Linked DNA regions of Homo sapiens: region 2 is linked to region 1. Evidence: read pairs that join two places in POLR2A ChIA-PET (ENCODE). Cell type or tissue: GM12878. All regions are shown on one strand. Links, peaks and the distances in the headings refer to the core of each region. The heading gives the core; the rest is flanking DNA. Region 1 overlaps CMTM6 (CKLF like MARVEL transmembrane domain containing 6). Region 2 has its middle 17 kb from the start of LINC01985.

Region 1 (8,840 bases), core at 4,132-8,131:
CCAGCTCAGACACTTGAGAACTTTTCCCTAGTCCAAATCTTATGGCATATTAATCTGTAAAAAAGAAAAATGTCCAAAGACTACAAATATAATTAACAAAAATTCTAAGGATTATCTGTATCCTCTTAATATATATTTCATAAAACAAATGAGTCCTGTTGTCATTGTCATAGAAATTCCTATAGTGATGGCATTAGCCATGACAGCACCTCAAGATGGTAGGGCATTGGTTCTAACAGGATTCTGCTCCTAGCAAACTAACACAGGAACAAATGCATTCTTAATTCACTTATAGACAACTTTTCATAATACCATTAAAGCAAAATATAGGAAGAATTACATGTTGTTTTATTTTCCCCAATCACTGAAGCTTTAAGCTTTAAATGTTGTTTTATTTTAAAGCTCCAGAAATATTTCACATTAGTTCATTACTCTATCTCCAATGTCTAGCATATAAATGCCTGGCATATAATAAAGGCACACAATTAATAATTGTAGAACCAATGAGTGACACTCAAAAGTGAGAAATCAGAAGTGACAAAATCCTAGGCTTTTTTAAGTCTAATGTGAATTACATTAAACCACCAATAACTGTAAACTATTGGCAGTGTCTGTCACTCTCATTCTAATCTCACTTTCCCTCTCTACCATCCCCTTGGTAGGAAAAAATGAGGTGCTTAGAAGCAGAGCGAGTTGGAACAAGGGATACTGTCTTTTCATGTTGCTGAGTTTTGAAAACATTACTGCTTTGAACAATAAAATTATGCCAGATTACAAAACAGCTATTAATACAGGGATGATATTTTCTCATGCTTACCGATGATTTTACTTTTGTGGTATCAACTCTCTCATAAAATGGAGTGCAATACACAATCAGTATAAGGAGACTCAGAAGAAAGGCACTGCAGCTTACAAACTCAAAAAAATAAAGTCCTCCACATAAAGTACATTGTGATACAACTTCTTCACAGATGAAGGCCAGCAGAGACAGCAACTACAAATGAAGCAAAACATTTTACTTAAGTGTTTTTTCAGAGAATCTACAGTATTTAGAAAGCTGTTTCTGAATAATACGTTTACTCAAATATTTACAATGAGGAGACTATGGCAAACAAGATTAATGAATAAACCTTATCTACACAGAACTTACAGTTTGGCCGCCTTGAAGGAAATACAGGTAAATAAAGAATTAATTAACCTATCGTGTACTAATGCCAGCAAAGGGGAAATATATAATATTGTTATAAAAGCACACAGGAGAGACGCTCAACTGCGGGGTCAGGAAAGGCTTCCTGAAGGAGAAAGCTGAGACCTGAAGAACAGAGTCAGTTTGGGGGATGAAAGATTAAGGAAAGAAATTCCCAGCAGAGAAGCAGTATATAGAAAGGCCAGAAATGAGGGAGCATGGCACCTGCCCTCTGACCCAACATACAGACAACACACACCCCGACCTCCAACTTAACTGTCAAAGTGAGTCAAATCAACATGGCTTAAGTATAGAGTTTAAGGGAAGAGAATGGCAGCACAAAAATTAGTATATGAGGCTAGAGAGGTAAGCTGAGGCCAGATCTAAATGTCCTCGTTAATTAAGAGTCTGGATTTTAAAGTAAAGGTTGACAATGATCAGGTGTATGCTTTCAGTAGTTCTCACTGGCTACAATATGGAGAAGGGACCAGAGGTAAGGCAAACCTTGGGGCGGACATCCAACTGGGAAGCTGATGTAGGAAATCAGGGCAAATAATAGCGACTAGGGAGCAGCAATAGAGAAGAGTGGCAATCACTGAGAGATGCAGCAGAAGCTCTTATCAGACAAGATGCAAAAGCTCATATCAGACAAGATGCATACAAATAATATGGAACACAAGATAACACATGTGTACCTTAAACATTTTAACTTAAAAACGCACATTTATTAACAATCTGCTGAAGTGAGTATTTTCTTTATGGGTCTACTGACGAATTCCACATGTTTTCTGCATTAATCACTTTCATCATCTATGGACTACTACTTCCAGACTGATGTTATCTGAAGTGAAGTGAGATCTTAAACACTTGAGAAACAGAGTTCAGAATCTTTCTAGAGTCAGACTATTTTACCAGCCTTTTACAGTTGCCTTGCTCTTCCTTAATTCCATGGCAGATAAATCTTGTAGTAAGTTATCTTTCAGTCTTTCCAAAGCATTCAATTTAGTTTTAAAGAAACAATTCATTTTAACACTCAGTTTCAGCTTTGTAATATTTAACTGTATGGCCATAAAAGTATAGTTAGCATAAACCAGTATGGGAACAACACAACTCAACTGATGACAGAAGCAAGAGTTCTAGAGTGCTAATGAGATGCCTACTGGCCATGGCAGGCTGTGGGTGACTGGTGTGAGGTCAGGATGCTTGGTATGGTGAGTGGAGAATGTTAACTCTGGTTAAATTGGCAACTCAATTACACGCAAGTGGGTTTTAACTACTTCCAACTGCTGTATATGTGGTACTAACATACTGGTCCTCACTGAAAAAAGAGTCAGGTTTTTTTCTTTTTAAAAGGCAAGGGTGCTAGGGAGAGAAGAAATTCAGTTTTAAATATGCTGTGATTGAGGAGGTCTGTGGAAGAGTTTGGTGAAGATGTAGTTGGAAAGCAAATGAATATAAGGTCTGGAGCTCAAAGGAGAGGTCTAAGATGCAGATAAAGATGTGGGAGCTGGCAGAGTGGGAGGGTGAGATGACTCAAATGAGGAAAGATAGCCTTATGTGGAAATCTGAGGAATCTGAAGATTTACGGGATATGCAGAGGGGAAGAAACCAGCAAAGGACAACTAGCAGCAGCAATCAAAGGGGTAGTAAACAAGAAAAAAGTATTTACACACACATGCACAAACACACAAGTAATCAAGAGTGCTAAATGCTACTTAAAGGTCAAGTAAGAACAACACTGAAACACCTACCTTAGACTGAGCTATAAGAAGGTTGCCAGTGACATTAGCAAGAAAAGTTCCAGGGTAGTCAGGGAGAGAAGCTCGATTACAATACTGTATATTGGGAAGTAAGGGGAGGGTAAGGCAGTGAAGGAGAGACAGCATAGGCAATAAGTGTGGCTGGGAAAGAATGGCCAGATAGGGCAGTAGTGGATGAGGTCAAAGAGAAGGGAATTTCAACATGGGAGAACTGAGCATGTTTAAATACTTAGGCAGAAACCAGTAAGATGGGTGGGTCTAAAGACATAGGTAGAAAAATGGCTCTCTAAAGATAGGATTCAGGGCTCAGGTTTGGGGCTAACTCTTCTCTAGAAATAGAAGGGAAGAGAGTGAAGAAGAGTATTTTGCTTGGGCAGTTTGTGTGGGTTTTGTGGAAGCTGAGGGAATTTCCTGCTGAGGGCCGAAACCATCAAAATGACTGATGACCTAAGTCAGAGGCTAAAGGGAATTCCCTTCTCACTCCAGTCAGGCCAGTAGAAGCAACCAGACAGGTTAATGGCAACAAGATTGCTACCAAAATCAACAGATACATTTCATAGTAATAGTAAATATCTTATCCTACAAAACATTTTCATTAAAAAGGGACAAACAACAGTTCAGCGGTTTCTTTAAAAACTAAGCATATATCTACCATATGACCCAGAAATAGAACTCTTGGGCAACTATCTCAGAGAAATGAAAACTTAACATTTGTACAAAAACCGGTACGTGAATGTTTATAACAATTTTATTCATAGTAGCCCCAAACTAGAAACATTCCAGATGTCCAATGGTTAAAACAAACTGTGGTACATCCATACCATGGAATATTAGCAATAAAAAGGAGCAAACTTGATATATGTAATGTCCTAGATGAATCTCCAGAGAATTATTCAAAGGAAAAAAAAAATCCAATCTCAAAAGGTTACATATTGCATGATTCCATTCATAGCCCATTCTTAGAATAATAAAAATAATAATGATGGCTAACAAATTAGTGGCAGCCAAGAGAAAGGGGAAAGGTGTGGCTACAAAGGGGTAGCACAGGGAAGCCTCTGCTGATGGCACAGTTCTGTGTCTTGATTGTGGTGGTAATTATAGAAAGCTATCCACATGGTAAAATTACATAGAATTACACACACATGCACATACAAATGTGGGACCTCCCTGTACTTTTTTTTTTTGCAATTCCTGTGAATCTATAATAATTTCAAAATAAAAAGTTAAAAAATAGTAATTCAAATCTATACTGGTATCCAAACCTTTAAGGGATTTCCTCTCCCTTCTACTGGCTATACAAAATGTATACATCCCCACAACTGCAAAGAATTTATATAAAAGAAAAAAAATAGTCTAATTGTAACATGAATGGTTACATTCTCTGATTTCCTGTAAGTTAGTGAAGCATGAAATAGCCCAGCATGTCCCAAACAACTTCCTTCAGACAGGTGTTAGGTAAGGCATTCCCAATCATTACACCACAGGATATAAAGTGACAACACCAAGATAAATCCCAGAGGGCCACTGTGTAAAGATACTTCCTTAGTCTCCTATAATCATACTTACAGGATGAGTTCTAACATGACTATAGTCTAATAAAATACTAAATATCTAACATTTCACTTGCCTTTTTCTTGCCTCTATGTTAAATCTTGTCCAAGTTTTAAAAGTTTCTCTCTGAGAAATTTACAAAATATACCTCGGTTGTATAAAAGTCAATTAACTGAGAGAAGATACCAGCCTAAAACTCTAATTAGGGTCTGGGAATAGCTGAACCACTCATTTTACAATTAGACTATTAGGCACACTCATGTGTGAAGGCTATATGGCAATAAAAGGTTATCTGTAGGACAGACATAGGCTGCTTGTCTACTTTCAGTAAAAAAAGACAGGATCCAGCTTGTCCAGAAGCAGTCAGTCTCAAGTCATTACAAGTCCTATTCCAAACGTATTAACAGGTGGCATTCCTACTGACCTTACTGACCTATTGCCTCAGAGCAATAGCAGGAAGCAGGTTCTGCCTGGACATCTTAAGAGAATCAAGGAGTACAATATTAAGTATGGACATCTGGCAGGGCACAGTGGCTCACACCTGTAATCCCAGCACTCTGGGAGGCCAAGGCGGGCAGATCACTTGAGGCCTTCTGGCCAACCTGGTTCAAGACCAGCCTGGCCAACATGGCAAAACCCCATCTCTACTAAAAATAGAAAAATTAGCTGGGCATGGTGGCGCATGCCTGTAATCCCAGCTACTTGGGTGGCTGAAGCATGAGAATTGCTTGAACCCAGGAGGCAGAGGTTCCAGTGAGCCAAGATGGCGCTACTACACTCCAGCCTGGGTGACAAAGCGAGACTATCTCAAAAAAAAAAAAAAAAAAAGTGTGGACATTTACTAGCTCCCATCTCAAGTTAAAGGCCAACAAATTGGCACTACAAGCTATAGTCAATATGAAATTCTGTCGGCCAGATGCGATGGCTCACATCTGTAATCCCAGCACTTTAGGAAGCCAAGGCGGGAGGATTGCTTGGACTCAGGAGTTTGAGACCAGCCTGGGCAACATGGTGAAACCCCATCTCTACCAAAAAAAAAAGAAAAAAAATTCTCTGCCTACCCATCTCTGAGGCTACTAACCTTTGTAAGCTCCCACAGCATTATGCAATTGCTAGCTCAAAGTGTACTTGAACTAGCAACACTCCAACACTGTTCTACGTATAGGAAGATACAAATGATGGAGTAATAAGCTCAATGTACAAGAAACAATAATAACAATATATTTTATACCACATTAACTGAGCATTCATTATATGTAGGTTAGAAAATCTCAAGAAAATGTTCGAAGGAGCCGGAGAAGGATGAGTGGAAAAGCAGGACTCAAACCAGGCAGAGACACAAACAGAACCTGGATAGACAGAGGACATTCTAATTCTAGGTGGAGGATGAAAAAGAACATATTCATAAGGGCAAGAATTTGCATAGTAAATCCAAAAATGATAATAAGGCAACTGACCTAACTGGATGGGGATGAAGAAAAAAATGGTTTAGGAGTTGGGTGTGGTTGTGTGATGATCATGCAAGGGAATATGGATGTTTAGATGAAGGCAGGAGGGAACACCTGTCTGGTTTAGTAGGTTAGAAAACAGGAGGAACAGAGGATTGGGTGGGGCCTAAAGGAATTCTACAGTTCCGAGTGTAGGAGGGAAAAGAGCAACTAACTTCTTATCAGCAAGCCACAGGAAGTGTTTTTAAAAAAAGAAAACTCCTACACCGGGCGCGGTGGCTCACGCCTGTAATCCCAGCACTCTGGGAGGCCGAGGTGGGCGGATCACGAGGTCAGGAGATCAAGACCATCCTGGCTAACATGGTGAAACCCCGTCTCTACTAAAAATACAAAAAAAATTAGCCGGGCGTGGTGGCGGGCGCCTGTAGTCCCAGCTACTCGGGAGGCTGAGGCAGGAGAATGGCGTAAACCCAGGAGGCAGAGCTTTCAGTGAGCCGAGATCGCACCACTGCACTCCAGCCTGGGCAACAGCGAGACTCTGTCTCAAAAAAAAAAAAAAAAAAGAAAGAAAAAACTCCTTAAAAAGCAGCAAGTAAACATACTCCAAACTGTTACTCATACCGTGACACCTGGTAGTGTGAGGGGTGGGAAAGTGGTTTTATTTTAATATTTTTAGTTGATTTTTTTTTTTTTGGTAAGCAGACACTTTCTTGTATTAAAAAGAAAAAAGTGTAAAAGTTGGCCGGGCGCGGTGGCTCACGCCTGTAATCCCAGCACTTTGGGAGGCCAAGGCGGGTGGATCACGAGGTCAGGAATTTGAGACCAGCCTGGCCAACATAATGAAACCCCGTCTCTATCAAAAATACAAAAATTAGCCGGGCATGGTGGTGCACGCCTGTAGTCCCAGCTACTCAGGAGGCTGAGGCAGGAGAATTGCTTGAACCTGGGAGGCAGAGGTTGCAATGAGCCGAGACTGCACCACTGCACTCCAGCTTGGGTGACAGAGCGAGGCTTCGTCTCAAAAAAAAAAAAAAAAAGTGTAAAAGCTGAAGGAACAATTTCGAGAAATGAGTGGTCACCAGCATTAAATGCCAAAGTGGTCAAAAATAGGAAGAGAGAAAAAATGTCACTGAATTAGCTAAGAAATTCATGGTAAACATAACCCATAAGTAAAAAGGCTCAATTATTATTTTTTGGTAAACAGTTTTGTTCTTAATAGCATGAAGTCATCATACTAAATATTGCTTACTGAATATTAAGCTAAGTACTTAACAACTGTATACCCAATGTAACTCCTTCTAATGACATAAAATTTTACCCAAATATAATTAAGAGAATTATCAAGCTTTTAATGTCAGGAGGGCCCTTAGCGGATATAGTCTCCCACTCCCACGTTTACAAAGATGGAATTAAGCTACTGACAGGTTAAGCCCCAAGTTAGCTCGGCACAGACAAGAACCCAAGTCTCTGACTCCCACTCTGTACTTCCTCTCTCCCCATGAAATACTGTTTGTTAAATTCCTTTTACGAGTATGTATGTTTGTGTAGGTCTTCCCTGTAAGACTGGCTTTTTGAAGTTAAACCCACAGTTCTGTATATTTCCTTTAATGTATTAAATCATACATTAAAAACAATTTGCTAACATCAACAGATTTGGGAAGTCTCAGTGACTAAAACATGATCTTACAGTTCTGGTGATTTAAACACTGGATAATTACTATCCTGCCTCTATCTCTCCATTTCAGTTTCACTACCCCTTCTTTTTTTTTTTTTTTTTTCTGAGATGGAGTCTCGCTCTGTTGCCAGGCTGGAGTGCAGTGGCACGATCTTGGCTCACTGCAATCTCCACCTCCTGCCTCAGCCTCCTGAGTAGCTGGGATTACAGGTGCACGCCACAATACCCAGCTAATTTTTGTATTTTTAGTAGAGACGGGGTTTCACCATGTTGGCCAGGATGGTCTCTATCTCCTGACCTTGTGATCCGCTCACCTCGGCCTCCCAAAGTGCTGGGATTACAGGCATGAGCCACCGCACCCGGCCTCAGTTTCACTACCTTTTCTGAAATTTCAAGTGTTCCTTAAAACGGTCACTATATTAAATACGAATTCTCCATTAATTTAACAGTCTACTACTTATATTTTATAAAAAGAACTTTTAAATGTTTGCCATTAATTATAAAGCTCCATCTACAAAATGATATGAATTATAAATTAATGAACTTTACTATTAAAAACTTTGTAGTTATAAGTAAAGTTCAAATTTAAAAATCCATTGGTCTGAAGAAACAGGCCAGGCCTCCCTTGCCTTAGGCAAATATTTACTCTTACAAAGGTTCAGATATAATTTGCTGACATTACGGGATCTTCCTCAAGGTAAAAATAGAACATTTCAATTTACTATACATCAGTTTTCATATTTAAATAATGAAAAGAGCATCAATATAAGAAATGCTTCCAAGTAATCTGTTTCTTGGTACTTATAGGGTAACATTATTTATAATGTAATATATTGAAAAATCACTGGCGATTTCTAAAACTGCTTGCCAGATGAGCGACTAGAATTCCAGTACTGTGCAGCTATCAGGATAGTCAACTGACAGCATGGATACAATGTGGAGCTTGTTGCACAGAAAATTCCACATATTTAGGTCACTGCACCAGCGTATCAGCAAGCAATTAGGTTACCAAACGTCAATTCTCCCCTTAAAACAAAAACTCCCTCAAAAACATTCACAAAATAAAACATGAACATGTGGACAAATCTAAGGATAGTATAAACTGAAAAACTGCATAAAGTTAGGACTCCAGTAACTCCTTACACTAAATTCTCAACTGAGTATTTCTTCTTAAGCTCTGGAAGGGTGGATGGTAGTTGGGGGATGCTTAGGGTTTTAAC
Region 2 (8,840 bases), core at 1,708-5,707, 2.0 Mb before region 1:
GCAAATAACAGCAAATATTTTTAGGGATGGAAATGAGAAAGAAGGGTGGAAGAGTTTGTGCTGTAGCCACAGAGAGGCTATCAGTGAGAATCACTACTGCTATGGGGGTATTTTGCTGACCTTTATTTTTTATTTATTTATTTTTTTGAGACGGAATCTTGCTCTGTCCCCCAGGCTGGAGTGCAGTGGCCTGATCTCGGCTCACTGCAACCTCTGCCTCCTGGGTTCAAGTGATTCTCCTGCCTCAGCCTCCAAGTAGCTGGGATTACAGTCGCACATGCCACCGTGCCCAGCTAATTTTTTTTATTTTTAGTAGAGACGGAATTTCACCATGTTGGCCAGGCTGGTCTCGAACTCCTGACCTCAGGAGATCCACCCACCTCGGCCTCCCAAAGTGTAGAGATTACAGGTGTGAGCCACTGCGCCCAGCCTGACCTTTCTCTGTTACACTCACCCAGTAATTTATTAGATCACCAAAAGAGAGGACGTGTTTGAGAAGGGGCATAGTTCTCCCTGACTCTGCTTTAAAACACATGAGGGTATGCAAGTAAGTAAACATTTCTCTTGTCCAATAAGGTTCACGGTGTTTGCAGACCCAATGAGTCCTAGCTAGCAGTTGTAGGGAACAAAGCTTATTAGGCTCATCCATGTTTCCTACATGAACTCCAGCTCCTCTCCATACCATCCTTCATTCACTTCACAGATATCTTACTATCACTGCAAGAACTCTCTTTGCAGTTCTTGAAGCACTTTGGGGTTCCAGAGTTTCCTAAAGAAGACAAATGTAGCTAATTAGGAAAATGTTAGCATCCTTGAGACACTAATAAGGTATATGGGGCACAGGAAATATGGTGCACATGGAACAATTCTGCCTGGGTTCAAAGCCCAGCTCTGCCCCTGCCAGCTGTGTCACCTTGCATCTTGTGAGGAATCAGAGATTATTTATACAAAGCGGGTGTTCCAGGGCTAACCCATAGAAGATGTAGGAAATATTCATTTTCTTCCTTCTTTTCCATCCTTTTCCTCCCAACTTTGTGAAATTACCTGGAACTTAAATTCAGGAAGAACGGGTGCCCAAAGGGCATTCTGTCTTGTGTTCCCATGTTCCCACACTGTCAATAGAGGCTGCCCCTCACCACAGTCAGAGGGGACAAAGGAAGAGACCACAGGGGCAGGCTTTCCAGGCTACACAATGTACTTTGCTCCTGGATATGTCTGTTGAAAGTTGGCAGGAGACAGCACAGTGGTGTCCTGAAGGTCAGTCTCAGATGGCTGTCTCATAGAGATGTTTCATAGAGGGTTCCTCTAACTGGCAGCTGCAATTGGTTCCAAATAAATCTGTCTTACACAGAAGTGCAAGCAGCTCACAAGAGGAATAGAAATGAAATAAAATGACCTCCAAGGCACATGGGAGAGGAAGCCAGAGTGTGTGCTGCTTCCAGCCGTGTGTGCTTTGTACTCAGGAGTATCGCAGCAGGGTGGAGGAAGATAAAATCCAGAATTGGGAGAGTCAGGCCAGGGTTGCCCCCTGGGATGAATTATGGCTCTGTATTTCCCAAGGGGGCTGTATTAGGGCACAAGGGACATGTTCCTGCTCTGAGAAATGGAAAAAAAATGGAATAGAAGTAAAAGAGCCCCAAGATACTCTGCAATTATTTTGTGCTCTTGAGTAATTTGAGGGCTCTGAACTTTCTCCATTGTAGATCAAAAGGTTTTAATTAGATATTCTGAGATCCCCTCTTGCACTTCTTTTCTGGAATTCCACGATGCCAAATCTCTGTGTCCCTTATACTAATGAAGAAATGATATCTTATGGATGAGCAAATGTCCTAATTAACAGTTAATATCAGTTGCATAAATAGCTCATTAATAATTTTTAAACCATTAGATTTATCTTACACCCACCCTAAAGGATAGTGAACTTAATTTAACACATTTGATGAAGTTTGGCAGGTCTTGAGGAAGTATTTCAGATTTTACTTTTGGACACTTGACAGTTGAGAGCCATGAATGAGGAAAAAGACAGGTTTTCATGGAAACCCCAGCTCTGCTCCTTCCTCACCACGTGAACTCCAGCAAGTCACTTCACCTCTCTGAGGCTGTATTCATCATCTGTAAAGTGGGACTGATAACGATCCATACCTGATAGTAATGCTATAGGTTAAATGAGAGAAAAATAGACAGCATATAGCACATGACACATAGGAAGTATTCAGTAACTATTAACTGTTAATATCATTATCATCATCATTGCTGCAATCATTTTATCCACCACCAATGCAGTCCCTGCAGAGTCCTAGTTCAGATATTTCTATGGAGATCCGGTAATAGCTCAGGCTTTTGTACCAGGCCCTTGTATCTTCTTGTTCTATAATTCTCACCTAAATGTGCACCAGCTATAGTTTCTATCCCAGGGAGTCCCATATTTGGACGTCCAGCCTGGAATTCTCTCTTAGGTTTCAGAGCTATATACGTAACTGATCTCTGGGATGTTCTACAGACCACTCAAAATCATAGTGTTTTAAAACTGAATTCATTTTCTCCTTGAATCGTCTCTTTTTTGTTTGTTTGTTTGTTTGTTTGTTTGTTTGTTTTTTGAGACGGAGTTTGCTCTTGTTGCCCAGGCTAGAGTGCAATAGCATGATCTCGTCTCACCACAACCTCCGCCTCCCAGGTTCAAGCAATTCTTCTGACTCAGCCTCCGGAGTAGCTGGGATTATAGGCGTGTGCCACCACACCCGGCTAATTTTGTGTTTTTAGTAGAGATAGGGTTTCGCCATGTTGGTCAGGCTGGTCTCAAAATTCTGACCTCAGGTGATCTGCCTGCCTTGGCCTCCCAAAGTTCTGGGATTACAGGCATGAATCACCGCGCCCGGCCTGCATCATCTCTTCTTTGTTGTTTCCTATTCTGGTAAATGTCCTCACCATCAAACCCAGGACCTTAGAGTCACACTTGGGTTCTCAGTTTCCCTCACTTTTTTCCTCTACCCCAACACTAAATCAAGTTCTGTTCATTTGACCTTCTAAAGAACTCTTTATTTCTAGTCCAGTCCAGGCCACTACTATCTCTCTCTCTCTTTTCTAAATTGCCGTAAGAAACTCCTAACTTATTTTTGTACCTCTAATCTTATCCTCCATGTAAAAGCAACAGTAATCTGTCTAAAATTCTTATAGTGATATGTATTGCTCATTCTAATAACTTATTAATAACCACCCCTTGCTCATAGGGTAAAACCCCAGTTCCTTAACTTGGCTTTCGAAATGATTTGTGCACCTCCACAACCTGACCTCTGCCTCTGCACTCTAATCATTTTCAACTTCCTTTGGCTATGAGAAATCCCCAGCTACTCTCTTGCTTCCCAATCTCCAGGCAGCCTGTTCTCTCCTTTTGATGCAAAAGTTTCCATCTGTTTTGTTTTCTTTTTGTTGTCGTTGTTTGTTTTGGTTTGGTTTTGTGTTTTGCACCAAGTAGCTCCTACTTATCCTCAGGTCTTGGCTTCAGTGTCATATTTTGGGACGGCTTCCCTGTCCCTCAAATCTGGTAGAACTGCCACTCCTCTGAGTTCCCATGGTACACATGGCCACTGATGGTACACATACCCCTTTGGATTACGTCTGTCTGTTTACTTCTTTGTCTGTACCAGACCGCCTACTCCATGAAGGCAGAACTCAAGTCTGTCTTGTCTGTCTTTGAGTCCCTCTGCCCCATGCTCATTAAGTATATGGAAGTTGAATAAAGATAGAAAATTTCTCTATTTGTTTCCAAAGACTTTGAGGTTCATCACTTCTTTACAGAGTCTGAGCGTCCCAGTGTTGTGTGGCTGCCATAGTCAAGTGCTTCCCTTTGTGCCCAAGCGAAAAAGAGAAGAAAAGAACTGTGCTGAGGCAGGAGGCCCCACACTTTTGGAACAGTCTACTCTAGCAATGCCTCCTTATCCCCTCCCAAAAGACTGAAAAAGCTAGTAGGGTTTAAAGCCCAGACTTAAATGACATTGAACTATGCCCTATAAGACACCAATTCAGTTACTAGAGGGGTCAAGGTCAAAGTGGAATGTTTTGTGGAAAGAATAGAGATGTCATAAAACTTATAGAGTTGAGGAAATGAGTAGTTTTCTAGGAATTTTAGAATTCTGAAAGAGATTCTTGAATTTCCTGTTCTTCCTCTTCCTTGTCACCTCTTCCCTGCCTTCATACCCTCAGCCATATATGTGGCTATGGCCCACCAATAAGGATACTGGAGAAGTCCTGTCATAGAAACTCACCAAGAGAGCACTTCCACTTCTCCCCTTGGGTCCCTGCTCTAAGTCTTTGCATCTTTGCTCTTCTGGTTTTGTCACCTGGCTTCTGAAAATTCTTTAGGCCAAAAACTCCCTAGAAGCAGGGTTCAAGATGGGAATTCTTATGCACGTGATCTATTCAGGGAGTACTTCCAAGAGAAATCTATAAGAAAGTGAGAGAAATAGGACAGAGAAGGGGAAAAAACTCTAGGCAAAGATGTGGTTTCAGATGAAATCTATCTTTATTCTTCATCCTTACCCTCTGGAGGGTAAACTGTACCACAGAGCCTGCCCTATCTTAAGATGAAGAAATGAATCCTGTGCTGGTGAGTCATTGGATCAGGGCTGCCCCAGGTGGGAACAGAAGGAGTCAGGACACCAACTCCTGACACTACTGGGCTAGGCAGCTCCTGTTGCCCAAGGACACTTCCCTGGATGAGACTGCAGATGTGAGATGTTAGCAAAAGCACCCACAGCTGCTGGTAAGAGGTAAGCAGAGATTTGGCTGGGACTACAGGTCCTTTGTTTTCTGTTGGCAACTCGTTATGACCTTCTTCAGCTACAAGTCCTGGACAAGTGTGTTGTTTCTGGAAACCTCTGGTCAGTCCAGCAGCCTCTTCTCCTTCACACTCCACCCCAACCTTCCATATTTCCTGATATTATAGTTCTTTGTGAATGCTAAAATCATGATTCGTGACCCAACCATGTTCCTTGTCAGAAGCAAGGTGGGAGAAACAAATTAAGATGTTGCCATTACCACTCCCAGCTAGAACCACAAAGCAGAGACATTGCTAAGTATTTGTATTGCACAAAGAGTTATGCCTGACAGCAGTAAAATAGTAAGTTTTTATTAATGGGAGGGAGAAACTTGGTTATGCCCTTCATAAGAGTCTTAACTATGGGAAGAGTGATTGTGTATCCTTATGGAATGGAGAACAGTGGCCTCTGAGCACCTGCTTAGACCAGGTGACTAGTTCCTCATGACTCAATAGGTAAATGAGATGAACTTTGTGTAATCTTTCATGCATACCATTCATGTGATAATGTGGTAAATGGGTGGGGCTATCACCAGACAAATTTTGTTTTACATTCTAGTTTCATAGCTCATCAGCTGTTACAGCTTGGACAAGTTACTCACTTTTTGGAGACTCATTTATAAAACAGAGAGAGTACATACGTTGCAAAGTTGTTATGAAATTAAACACCACCTGGCACATAGTAGGAACTCAATAAATGAAAGTCATCATTCTCAGATTATTTCCTTCTACAGAAATAAAAACTAGAGGGGTGTGGGTGTTCAAGTGGGTATTGAAGTTGGAGTGGCAGAGAGACAGGGTTGGGGGAGAATATGTGCACTAGTGCTCAATTATTATTGTTCTGTTTAAACACCTATTACTTTATGAAATGCAACAATTTTTACATGAAACGTTATGATTATCTATACTTTAAAGAACCAGAGACCAAGAAATAGTTTGTTGTTTTTTTCTCTGTAGAGATCTGTTGATGAATATTAATGACACTCTTTACTCTCCTGCATACTTGCAAAGCTACAGGGAAACCAACTAATGCAAGTTCTAGGTTGAGGCAGTATCTGAGGTTCTTGTTGATCCCATTTCCCGTCCACCTAGCTCTTTCCAGAAAAGCCTATTCCAACATGGAAAACAGATGAAAATATCAGCTCCTTACTGAGCAGAATCAGTCCTGCCTCCTCCGGATTCTGGGGAATGGACTCAGGTCTTGGGTCTCTACATAAACCCCCAAATGCCAAGACATCTAGCTGTCTGCCCTTCAGTTATGATTCATCATAAGACTGACAGACATCCAGTCAATGTTTTTCTACAAATGACCCAGAATCTTCCTCATTCTTTCAGTAGGCAGATTCTACTTCCTTAGTGACTTTTTGTGGGTGTCATTTGAAAACTGGTATTTGTGCCATATGTCACACCAAAATTTCTCTGCTTGCCTGCATTGAGTATATATTTGCTGACAGTCTTGGGAGTTAAAGAAAAAAGGAATACCTGTTCTTAGGTAAAATGGCCCACTAGAACTCTGCTTTCATTCACCCCATTTTCTTTTCTTTTTTTTGATGGAGTCTTGCTCTGTCACCAGGCTGGAGTGCAGTGGTGCGATCTCTACTCACTGCAAGCTCCACCTGCCGGGTTCACGCCATTCTCCTGCTTCAGCCTCCCAAGTAGCTGACACTACAGGCGCCCACCACCACACCCGGCTAATTTTTTTTTTTGTATTTTTAGTAGAGACGGGGTTTCACCGTGTTAGCCAGGATGGTCTCGATCTCCTGACCTCGTGATCCGCCCACCTCGGCCTCCCCATGTCACCCCATTTTCTAAGCTCTTGAGTCCCTGATTCTGTGAATATAAACTATATTATACCTCTCTGATTCTAAAAATGTATATTAGAATATGAGACAGTGTTTGTCAACTATAGGATCTTCTGATACAGATGCTGATTCATTTGCTCTTTTTGTAATGGTTGCCATAATTACCCTAGTTTACGATAGCTTTATTATATAACAGCTTAGAAAAAAAAAGATTGTTTACTCTGGTCTCAGAACTATTCTCAGCAATTTTCATGGACTTACCTCGTTCGGTCCTCACAACTAAATCATGAGGTAGAAAACTGCTATTATACCTGTTTTACAGCTGATAAAGCTATAGTGTAGAGGTTTAAATCACTTGCTCAAAGTCAAACAGTAAAAAGGGGAGCTGACATTTGATCATGGGGCCAACTGATTCTGGCACATACATTCTTAGCACTTGTACCTTACAGAATGTCAATTGTGAGTGAATTCTATTAACTTTCTCTTCAAAGGCAAGAACACTCTCCAGCTCTAAACGTTTGAGACATACACTTTTTTCTTTTTCTTTTTTTTTTTTTTTGAGATGGAGTCTTGCTTTGTCACCCAGTCTGGAGTGTAGTGGTGTGATCTTGGCTCACTGCAATCTCCACCTCTTGGGTTCAAGCAATTCTGTCACCTCAGCCTCCCGAGTAGCTGGGATTACAGGCGCACGCCACCATGCCTGGTTAATTTTTGTATTTTTTTTAGTAGAGGCGGCCTTGTTGGCCAGGCTGGTCTCAAACTCCTGACCCAGACATACACTTTCTAAAAGTTAAATGAATTAAATTCCAGTCAAGTTTAGACATGTGGTATAATGGAACAGCTGAGCTATGTAAATAGAGTATTGTGAGTTACATTTCTTTGAATACCTACTGTATTAGTCTGTTAGCGCTGCCATAACAAAATATCAACTGGATGGCTTAAACAACAGAAATTTGCTTTCTTGTGGTTCTGGAGGTTAGAAGTCTGAGATCAGATGCTGGCAGAATGCATTTTTCCTGAGGCCTTTCTCCTTGGCTTACAGATTTTCCCCTTCTTGCTGTGCATTTGCATGGTGGCTCTCTGTGCATGTATATGTCTGTGTCCTAATCTCCTTTTCTTATAAGAATACAAGTCATATTAAATTAAGGCCCACGCTAACGATTCTATTTTAATTGGTTACCTTTCTAAAGACCCTGTCTCCAAATACAATCACATTCCAAGGCACTAGGGATTAGGACTTCAACATATTAATATTTGGGATCCACGATTTAGCCCATAATACCTACTAAATACTTGGCACTCTAAACATTTTGGAAAATTCCAAACATTTTGGAAAATAACTTACAAAGGTGAATGAATCAGGCTTACTTCCTCTCTGCAAGGGATCTACAAGTTTCTACATAACAATGTTATGGGGCATAAGGTGAGATTTGGCACTTAAGAAATACAGAATAAAGTTCAGTAGGTAGTCAGGAAAATGCGAGGTGACTTTCTGTTCGGAGAGTAGGTCAAAACATGCTTCATGGTAAATATAGCATTTGAGAAAGTTTCTACACAGGATTTGATCTGAGGTAAAAAAGGCAAACGTAGATAATTTTTGTCCATGATAGTCTAAATTCAAAGAAACAATGGGATATTACACTGCTTATTCATGTTTTTTGTTCTTTTTTTTTTTTTTTTGTCTTTCTATAACTATTCCCTCACCCCTTCTGATTGGAGGTCTGTTATTGGAGTTCAGAGTTTTAAAGGAAACACGGTAAGATGGGGGAAGATGGTTATTAGAGCTTAGGTGACTACAGTGGATGGATTCTTACTTAAATCTCTCATCCCACTTCACCCCTCTCCAAGCATTCCAAGTTGCGCCACCAGTCGTTTAACTGATAGAGGGAAATCTCACCTAGACCCAGGGAGGACCTTGAGTCATGAATAGGTCAAAAAAGTTAATAAATAGGCCTTTCAGTCATATCACACATTGTGCTTTTCAAAGTATTTTGCCATATTTGATTCTCCTGAAAATGACACTGTGAAAGAAATGTTTAATAATAATGTGGTGGTTTTTTTTGCACTACTTGCCTTATCAGATCAATTCTCCAGCCTTTTCTGTCTGCTTCTTTCCTCTGTGATTCAGTACTAAGGCCTGCATCACCCAGGCGCTCTTGTGCAACGGCTTCCTTCTGGGTTTTGTAGCATCTCTCTTCAAGATTATTCCCTTTCATAGATAAACT

What was found. ChIA-PET counts read pairs that join two places held together with the same protein. Peaks named below come from ENCODE experiments on the same cell type or tissue, not always from the same donor. Only the 100,000 strongest peaks of a DNase experiment are listed, where the experiment ranks them.
Region 2: POLR2A ChIA-PET joins it to region 1 with 8 read pairs; 1 of 35 experiments calls an interaction of 5 or more read pairs at or near these places.

The regions. Positions count from the first base shown.
Region 1 is chr3:32,490,893-32,499,732 of GRCh38, forward strand. It overlaps CMTM6 (CKLF like MARVEL transmembrane domain containing 6), which reads right to left. Exons shown (of 4, transcript NM_017801.3): 2 at 818-994. Among named protein-coding and RNA genes, the nearest start is that of CMTM6, 7.5 kb to the right of the region's middle. In GM12878, for the core only: no CTCF peak of the experiment used is centred there; no DNase peak of the experiment used is centred there; H3K4me3 peaks cover 463 bases.
Region 2 is chr3:30,497,577-30,506,416 of GRCh38, forward strand. No RefSeq gene overlaps it. Among named protein-coding and RNA genes, the nearest start is that of LINC01985, 17 kb to the right of the region's middle. RefSeq lists an enhancer at 3,294-3,343. In GM12878, for the core only: no CTCF peak of the experiment used is centred there; DNase peaks (open chromatin) are centred at 3,295 and 5,315; H3K4me3 peaks cover 349 bases; H3K27ac peaks cover 339 bases.